Linked DNA regions of Homo sapiens: region 1 is linked to region 2. A link is an interaction called in ENCODE POLR2A ChIA-PET data of the cell type or tissue named here. Cell type or tissue: PC-9. All regions are shown on one strand.

Region 1 (5,000 bases), 340 kb after region 2:
CCAAAATCTTCAGCTCCTTTGACATCCACATTATTTGGTCATAAAGTCCCATCATTACTACTTCCTAATTGTTTCCTAGTAACCACACTATCATCTATGTTTAGGTCTTCATCACCACTTAGACTACAGCACAGAGCAGTATTAGGTATTTCTGATTCTAACCCAACCACTTCACCAGAAATTCTCACCTAGCTGGTCACCATTAGAGATCATTTTTTAAAGGACGTATTTCTGGGCCCTATTCATGACACAGTAACTGATTTGGCAGAATTGCAATGGAATCCTGGGATTACCACCACTACCACCACCCCCCACCCCCCAACTGCCCCATAAACCCTCTCTCTAAGTGACTGTGATGTAATTATTCCAGAGACTGCCATGTGGGAAGAATCATTCCTCTATGCCTAGGCTACCAGTTTCCTTTCTGAACTAGAAATCTGAATATGTCACTCTGATTATAATCTGTCATCTGTTTAATCATTATCTTTCTACAAGTAAAAGGATCCTAGGAGTACCATATTAGTGCAATGATGTATGTGTATGTGTTCATATTTATGTGTGTGCATGAAGTGGAAGAATGAAAATGAGAGAGAGGGAGAGAAAAAAAGAGGGTGAAAGCTAGAGGGAGAAAATGAAAACAAGACTGAAAGAGAATCTAAGCATAAGTGTGAGAGATATATGGCTCTGGAGTACTCATGGTCTAGTAGGGAAGAAAACAGATGAACAAAACTGGATTCATGAACCTCCCAGAGTCTTTTTAGGGTTTTGAGATGTAAGATTAAGAAACTGTCTTATAAAGAAGAGACAGATATATACCTGTATCCCACTAGGTATATAATGACCCATCACAAAGTTGTGACTCAACCATCAAAATGTAGCAAACAACCATGTACTATTTCTGGCTATATTCCTAGACTTGAATATCATGAAAATAGGTAGACCACCATCCCAGTGAACTCTATGAGGCTGTCCAATTATTTATTTTACTAGATTCTGTTAACTCCCCAGAATTTGACAATCTTTTTTTCAACCACATATCTGGAGAGGTAATTAACAATTCTGAAACAAATTGACTCAATAAAATGCTGGCTCACAAATTCTATCAATGGGAACTGTGAGAGCCAAGAATTTTTAAACAAGTATAGAACTTCTCGGTAAGGACCTTCCAATCTCTCCTGAGAGATATTTTGTTCTAATTTGTGCATACCTCAAAACATTCTGAATTTAGCCTTCAAGCTACCATGCATAGGGTAGACAAATTTATATAATCTTTAAACTGAACCATATAGGATTCTATCATTATTACAAAGGCAAATTAAATGTACTACTCAATGACATTTCAATAATGTTTAAAAAAATGAAATTACTTTGTTAGTCACAGTGTTGATTGCCAGAGTTGGAGAGGCACTTCCCGAAATAATACACTCCATTCCCAAAGAATCTGAATCTATGCTATATGGAGTTGAGGCCTAAAATACAAGAACAAAATAAATAATTATTAGCTCATATATCCAGCAACTTTAACACAGTTTGAAGGGATCTCATCAAATTCTTGAACATCCAGTTTTGTGCTTTGTTTCTGAAAATGAATTTAAATCACTAGTGAAATCTCTTCTACTAAATTTTAGTATGCTACTGACTTGATATTACAAAGTCCTTTGGTATGGCTACTCTCTAACAACTCTTAATTTACTGCAGGATAGGCTGACAAAAATTACAAATAAACTTCTGTAGTGAAAATTGCTAATGATCCCCTAATATCCATTCTCCCCTCATCCCTTTCAGTAATAGATATTTACAGTATCTACTCATGTCTGCCCAGCCACAGACTACCTTTCTAGATTCCTGAGAAGCTGCCTGTGGCCATGTGACTACGGTGTGACCAACAGGATGTGAGCAGGAGTGATGTGTGCCACTTCTGGGTCATGTCTTTGAAAGAAACCTGCTTGCCCACCATTCATTCTTTCTCTCTTATTGCAGATTTAAGACAGATATGGTGGTGGTGATCTTGCTTAACCATAAATAGCTGAGGGTAATACCCTGGGAAAATACCGGAAAAACAGGATTAGAAGGAACCTCGACATCTGAATGACCCTGTGAAACAGAGCTGTTTATATCTCTGACCCACCCATGAGTTTGGGCTTCTACCTGACAGAGAAATAAATCTCTCTGGTTTAAGCCAGTTATAGATTTTTAAAACTTTTGCTATTTATTTTTATTGATACATATTAGATGTACATATTTTGAGTATACATGTGATAATTTAATACATTCATATAATCAAATGAAAAATGAGATATCCTCAAATTTTATCTTTTGTTTATACTAGGAATATTCAAATTATTCTCTTCTAAGCTATTTCAAAATATACAATCAATTAATGTTAACTACAGCCACCCTACTGATTTATCAGACATCAGGTCTTATTTCTTCTTCTTCTTCTTCTTGTTTTTTGGGATGGAGTCTCGCTCTGTTGCCCAGGCTGTAGTGCAGTGGTGCAATCTCGGCTCACTGCAACCTTCACCTCCCATGCTCAAGCGATTCTCTTGCCTCAGCCTCCCAAGTAGCTGGGATTACAGGTGTGTGTCACCACACCTGGCTAATTTTTGTACTTTTAGTAGAGACAGGGTTCACCATGTTGGCCAGGCTGGTCTTGAACTCCTGACCTAAAGTGACCCACCTGCCTCAGCCTCCAAAAGTGCTACTACAGGTGTTGAGTCATCATGCCCAGCCAGTTCTTATTTCTTCTAAGTGTATATTTACATCCATTAATCAACCTGTCTTCATATCCCTTCCCCCTACCCTTCCTGGCCTCTGATAATCACCAATCTACTTTCTATCTTCATGTAATCCACTTTTTTAGCTACCACATATGAGTGAGAATACGCAATATTTGTCTTTCTGTGAGTGTACATCAGTTATAGTTTTATTTTTCTTCCTTTGCTAGAGCAACTGAACGATCCCCTAAATATACCTCATATGTACTGTTTAGAGTTAACATGGGTGTTAAAAACAATACAGAAAGTTTTCTGCTATTAGAATTCTGAATATATACATTGTGATAACTCCTCTCTCTAAGAAACGGTTTTTATTGCTTTATTGAGCCTTCAAAAGTTCAACTTCAATGGTAAATGTTAAAGAGGGGCAAACAGAAGTAATTTATGATTATGATGCTAGCTACATATATATTCCCTCTCTGGCAAAAACTATTTGTCCCACACATGATCCTAATTGTACATGCATTTCTAAAAGATCATACCAGATGAGCGAGAGAGCAATTTCACCAAGACACATTTTTGAAATTAATCTATCCTTTAATCCCTCAGCATTTTTCTCATTCCAGATAATCTAATCAACCTTCGGGCAGAGAATAGGGATCTTGATTGAAAAAGACCAGAGCTACCCCTACAAGCTAGAATCCAGCACTTAGGTCCCAGGTACACATTGAGAGCAAGGTGAAATAGAAGAGCTATAAAAATAACTCTTATTTATGCCTCAGTTTTGGTGCCAGCCAACCAAGCTATAATTAAGTTAACACAGAAGATTACTTTAGAAAGGTACAAATCTCATATTCCCTTAATTCAACTCAGTCATCTCAGTCTGAACTATTGGTTCACTAATTCTCATTCTTCCCTTCTGGTAGGAAAAGGGAAACTTTTGTTATCTGATTTCATGTAAATTACTCGAACTTTATGCTTGTTTTCTCATCTATAAAAAGATGATTATGCTACTTCCTTTAGAGATCTGTTAAGAACATCAACACAGTATTTCATGTAAAGCGCTTAGCATGGTAACTGAAACACACAGTAAGTGCTGGCCACTATGATGACCACTAGAATATATCTGCTACTGATGTCAAGGATCTGCTGATACAAAGAAATACTCATCCCTCAACAAAATACTAGCAAATCATATTCAACAGTTCAGTAAAAGGATCATTCACCATGATCAAGTGGGATTTATCCCTGGGATGTAAGGCTGATTCAATATACATGCATTAATAAATGTGATTCACCATATTAAGAGAATCAAAGACTAAAAGAATGAAGGATCATCCCAAAGATACTTTAAAAAGCATTTGACAAAATTCAATATCCTTTCATGACAAAAACGCTCAACAAAAAAGGTATAGAAGGAACATTCCTCAACACAATAAAGGTCACATATAATAAGTCCATAGCTAACACCATACTCAATGGTGAAAAGTTAAAGGCTTTTCCTCTTAAGACCAGGAACAAGACAATGATACCCACTGTCACCATTTCTATTCAACATAGTACTGGATGGCCTAGCCAAAGCAATTAGGCAAGAGAAGGAACTAGAGATGCTCTTCGACTTATGATGGGGTTACGTCCCAATAAACCCATCATAAACTGAAACTACCATAAGTCAAAAATGCACTTAATGTACTTAACCTACTGAACATAACAGCTCAGCCTAACCTACCTTAAACACGTTCAGAACACTTACACATTAAGCCACACATGAGCAAAAGCATCTATTTTATAATAAAGTGTTAAATATCTCATGTAATTTATTGAATACTATATTGAAGGTGAAAAACAGAATGGTTGTATAGGTACTTGAAGTACTGTTGCTACTGAATATGTGTTGCTTTTGTACCATCAGAAAGCCAAAAAATTGTAAGCCAAAACATTCTCTAAGTCAGGTACTATCTACAAAAGGCGTCCAAATAGGAAGCAATGAAGTGAAATTGTCTCTGCTGACATGCTCTTATATAGACCAAATCCTAAAGACTTCAACAAAAACAGAACAGTATTCAGTAAAGTTGTAAACAAATTCAGTAACGTTGCGGGATACAAGATTAACCTATAAAAATCAGTAGCATTTCTATACACTAACAACAAACTATCTAAAAAAGCTATTAAGAAAACAATTCGTTTTTTCTTTCTCCAAGATGGTAGATTAAAGGGATTAACATGCCCCTCCCACTTGGAAAAATAAAATCATGTGTAGAGATTCATGCTGTGAACTTTTTT
Region 2 (5,000 bases):
GCTTCTGCATAAAGACACCCCAGTTATATCGGAGAGAAGAGTCAAATCGACATGGTTATGCCTCTAGTAGCTACAGCATGCCACAGTGGGGGAATTCCTTAAATCTCCCCCTTGACAAGATGGAAAACCTTCGTGGTCATAGATCAAATCCTACCACAACAAACATGTTCATAATCAAGGTCAGCATAGCACAAAGACTCCTAAGGTGGGGCCAGTGGTCTGTTTATCTCAAGCTATAACTTTTTTCCCTGCTTTGCATTTGGCTTTGGTACAAGAATTTGACATAAACACCCTCCTAACCCCACTCCCCTACAGGTATTTACATAGCAATTTTCTCCTGAGCTGGTCAAAACCCTGCTAGGACTTGGAGAATTCCATTGTGTTTGTAGTAAGCAGACACCTGGAGCCAGATAGCTCTTAGAGAATAAACTATTCTTGGATTGGAAAGGGATCTGAATGTATCTGACGCCCTCCTTTTGCAAAAATTTTGCAGTGTTTTCAGAGGACCTTCTACATTTTCACTAAGGGGATATTTCCCCCTAATATCTCCACCATTGCCATTGTTGGAGTTTCCTGCTGGGTCTGGCCCCCACAGGTATAATGCCAGCTGGAAACAGAACACTCACATCTCTTAAATTACTCCACTAACGAAGAAGTCACACGTGGAATTAGAATTCTGGCTAATTTTCCTGTGGGCACACCTTAAGCACACAAACCTGAAAGCAGCAGAGCAGCGAAACTGGCAGCCAAAATAAAGCAAAAAGAAGAACATCTTCCAGGAGGGAGGTGGAATCAGATTGAGGCAAAGCCAGGACTAGGTTCTTGGCAACGTGATTAAAATCCCGAACTACGAGGGAGGAGAGGCCTTGCTGCCAGCCCCTCAGCACACTCGAGCCAGGGCACTGGAGGTGGGTGGTGGTTAAAAGCTGTGTGCCATTCACAGCCTATAGCACTGCCTGTGTCCGTCAGTATGGGCAGAATGGCTAATGACTCCAAATAAAACTCCTACACCATGCTCCATCTGGGGACCATGTTATAGCTGAATACACAAAGTCACTTTGTAGCTTGCCCGATAAGTCCACTTTAATTCCTCCAAAATAATTCATGGAGGCCTGTGAGCACACTGCACCAGGCCAAGCACTAGGGTTATAAAAAAGAAATGAAAAAAGAAAAACCTAGTTGCTCTACTCTAAGGGCTTATGATTTAACCAAGGAGATGAGATTCACAATGGTAGCTGGCAATACGGTAAATCAAGGCACAAAGAATCCAGGAGTGTGTTCTGCTAGAGGCCCAAGAGGGCAGCTGGCATTTTCAGGAGGATGCAGGTCAGCCTTTATGGGAAAATGGATTGAGTTTACCTTGAAGGGTGGGGAAATTTTAGGCAGGTGGCTAAGAAGTGAGCTGGCCTCTGGGGATGTGGGGAGACTGTGAGCGCCGCATGAGACAGGCTCTGCATCCTGCACATGCTGCCTGCATTTCCAGCCCTGGGAGGAGGATTTGTGCAAGGGAGGCAGAGATGAGAGCGTTGATAGGAAGGAAGGAGGCCAGATTTCAGAGAGGTCTGAATCCCACACAGAGAAGCTTGGGCTTTCTCCAATAAGCTGCAGGGAGCAGTTGGAGACTTGTGAACAGCAGATTAACATAATTAAATAAAAACTTCAAGACTTTAGCTTTTTGTGGGGATGCAGACTAGACGAGAGGTGATGAGAACATTAGAAAGCTTTTACAGTGTAGACCAGGCTGGCCACGGTGTTGGCAACGGGAGAGAAAGAAATAGATCTGGAAGATACCACAAAGCAAATATCTAAAGGGCTTGGAAACAAATTTGGCCGGGGGGCGGATGAAGGATGAGTCAGGGGCAGTTCTGAATTTTAAAACTTGGGGGATGTGAGGTGGAGGTGGCATCGTCAGACATAAAGACACAGGTTCGAGCAGCTTTACAAGAACTTAAAAAGGCCAGACCACCCAAAGGTGGCACTGACTGGAAGCACGAGGCTACGGACAATGCTTCCTCATTTCAAAGGGGAGTTAACAAGTTAAGTGAAGTTTTATCCACCAATGAAATGGCTGTCTGTCCAAACAAATAAGCAACAAGTGTGGGCTCTGCACTCCTCTCCACCTCTCTTGCTCCTTCCGTTGATGCTCCCCTAACATTTATCTGACCATAAGCTAAGAGCAGTCATGAGAACAAGATAGAAATCCTCAGAAATCCAGAACTCTAATCCTTCCTTCTGCTGAAATACTGTAGGGCTTAGTTATTTTCACACTTATGCATATGCTTCAGTGTGTAAGAACTGAGTCATTGTTTTCTTTTCTCCTCCCCTCTCCCCTCTCTTTCCCTCCTCTTTGCCACCCAGCACCTCCTCTGCCTCCACCCCCAAGCCACTGCAAACATCCTGGCATGCATCTCTCCCCATCCATTTCTGCATGGCTGTCAACATTTCCCATTCCCTCCAAGCTTGCCTCCTGCCTCCTATTTCTTTAGACACACTGGGAGTCTAAGAAATGAACTACAGATTCAACAGGACTGTGGACCACAGATCTTGACAAAGACAGGCAGCTTGTTGTGAAAAGAGAATTGGAGGGCAGGTCAGAGACTTAGGTTTTAGGAGTCAGGCAAGGGAATCAGATAAAGATCCCTGAAAACAAGGGATATCATCACTGCCCAGCTTTACTGACGTAGAGACAAGTTTTCTCACTTGGCAGATATAGACGGAAGATAAGCAGGTTCCCTTTCAGATGGTAACCCCAAGTGCAGTGGCTCACAGCTGCAGTTATTCTGAATGGCAGCGGGAGGGAAGGAAACAATGAATGCACACACACACAAGAGCAATGCTTAAGGTGAAATGGACTTGAACAGTCTCAAATGCACACCTCCTCCAGTTCCTGGAAGGCAAGGATGAGTCAAACAGAAGTTGAATTTCACAGGCGTTCCTCCTCCACTGTCACATACGTTCCCAGACGCAGAGTCATCTGTGCACATGTCACCCAGCATCGACTGCTACCAGCAACTGCCTCCTGGGAAGTTAAGCTGCAGGGTCAGATCTGCTTCTGCTGGGGAGCTGAAAGTAAACTGCGTAAGGTGGGGGTGATCCCAGTAATGTGAGGGCAGGAAAAAGCAGAGAACGCTGGAAAAGGATGGCAGGAATTAACATGGCTCTGAAGAGAGGAGCCAAGGATCACCTGATCTGTAGAGCCTGGAATCTGCAGTTATTTCTAGTTTCCTAGACAACCCTGACTAAACTAGGAAGACATCTGAACTCCGGCTCAAAAATAATATAGGTTCTTGGAATGGGACAAAAGAAGAAAGGAAAGGGGAGGTGATACCATGTGCCAGTTCAGGGAGTGGGGACCAGACCTTCAGAGAAAGGAAGGTCTTCCCAAATGGAAGCTGAAATCCCAGTGGGCATTATGCTTTCTGTACTTTTGCATTTGTAGCCAAGAGCATGATTCTAATTCTGGTTCTCCAGCGGAGGTGCGGGCAGCACATGTGCATGAGTTCGTCAAAATTGATCTAACGGCACACATAAGATCTGTACATTTCACTGTATGTAAATTAGATCCTAGTAATTCTACCTCTCTCAATTAGTTGGTTGTGTGACCTTGGACAAGTCATTTAAATTTTTGTAGTCCAGGATTCTCCATCTGTCAAGCTGAAGCTAAGAAGCTGGCCTCTAAGTTTCTCCCTGGCTCTAAAATTTACGATTGTGAGAGCTGATTATTGCAGGAAATGAGCAAATACATCCAGATTAAGAAGGGCCGCAACTATTGATAGAAGCTAAGAAGAATTTCTGAATGGGATTAGCCATCTGCAGAAAATTCCCCCTAAATCATCCATCCTGGAATCAGACGTGGAGAGAGGTGAAGATTCCATCCTCTGCACCAAAAGGAAGTGGCAGCCCCTCCTGGCTCTGCATTTTCCCCTCCTTCCCATCCGCTCTCCCCTACAGACTCTCTAAATTCTTCCACTGGAGATTCCCCAAGGGCTCAGGATTGGGACAGGCCTTTTCTTCCCTTCCTTCCAAATTTCCTTTGGGTTTATAGCACCCTGGTCGGGTTCACAGGAAGGGAAAGGAGAGGGAAGAAACCATTCACATTTGGGTGTGCGTAGCAAGCAGAGAGCTGGAGGGTTACAGAAACTTAGAGGAGGTCAGAGCCAGACAATCATCTCCCCATCCTATGTCTTATGGATAAGAAAATGAAGATGCAGAAAACTAGTGTGACTTCTCACCATTTCTAAAGCCCCGGAAAGAACAGATCAAGGAGGCAGCTGTGGCCATCTTCAGGCTGGTTCTTTCACATAGAGATGCTCCTACTTACTCCATAAATAGTTTGTCATGGGCAACTTTCAGACAGAGGAGCTGGAACTACCCTAACCGGGCACTGGAACATGTGTAAGTAGACCACCTGGCTCACCTGTTTCTCTTCTCAGAGGGGCTCTGAGTCATGAGGAGAACCTCTGGATATGCAGAATGGATAAACTGCTTCTGTCAGGATGGAAAGGAATTCACAGATGTCTTGCCAGCAGCTAACCAGTGACACAGCTGAATGGTAGCAGGCCCATGGAAACACTCTGGATAAGAAAGACTATCAAAGGAGCATCAGGTCCAGATTGCAAATTGCTTTAGCAGCTAACATAGGCATAAAGACAGAACGACCCACTCTAATCCAAGGGGGTTACGCTTCAGCGCTGGCTGCCTCTGACTCTCACCCTTGACCCAGCCCATTCATCAGTATGTTGATAAGCAGATTCTCTTCACAGAGCTCCTTAATCTGGTTTCCCAGGGAGGTCTTGCAGAGATTAATGAGAGCACTGTGCTTCCTGCCAGTTTTTGAGGCTGGGACAGTTAAACAGCAAGGGTGAAGGAGCTTGTCATAAAGTACACAAACCATCCCATCATTGGACTTGACCCCATTAGGTGGTTAACTCAAACATCTTCTCAATGTAGACACTTGGATCTATTTTTTTTATTCACTCTCTCCTTGGTAGCCAGCAAAA

Evidence for each region. Peaks named below come from ENCODE experiments on the same cell type or tissue, not always from the same donor. Only the 100,000 strongest peaks of a DNase experiment are listed, where the experiment ranks them.
Region 1: POLR2A ChIA-PET joins it to region 2 with 5 read pairs; 1 of 35 experiments calls an interaction of 5 or more read pairs at or near these places.

Annotation. Positions count from the first base shown.
Region 1 is chr1:42,204,395-42,209,394 of GRCh38, forward strand. FOXJ3 (forkhead box J3) reads right to left here. Exons shown (of 13, transcript NM_014947.5): 6 at 1,368-1,469. Among named protein-coding and RNA genes, the nearest start is that of GUCA2A, 42 kb to the left of the region's middle. In PC-9, no CTCF peak of the experiment used is centred here; DNase peaks (open chromatin) are centred at 1,977 and 2,757; H3K4me3 peaks cover 1,267 bases; H3K27ac peaks cover 3,865 bases.
Region 2 is chr1:41,860,161-41,865,160 of GRCh38, forward strand. All of the region lies in intron 1 of HIVEP3 (HIVEP zinc finger 3), which reads right to left. Among named protein-coding and RNA genes, the nearest start is that of HIVEP3, 56 kb to the right of the region's middle. In PC-9, no CTCF peak of the experiment used is centred here; DNase peaks (open chromatin) are centred at 301, 1,821, 2,321 and 2,921; H3K4me3 peaks cover 1,581 bases; H3K27ac peaks cover 3,990 bases.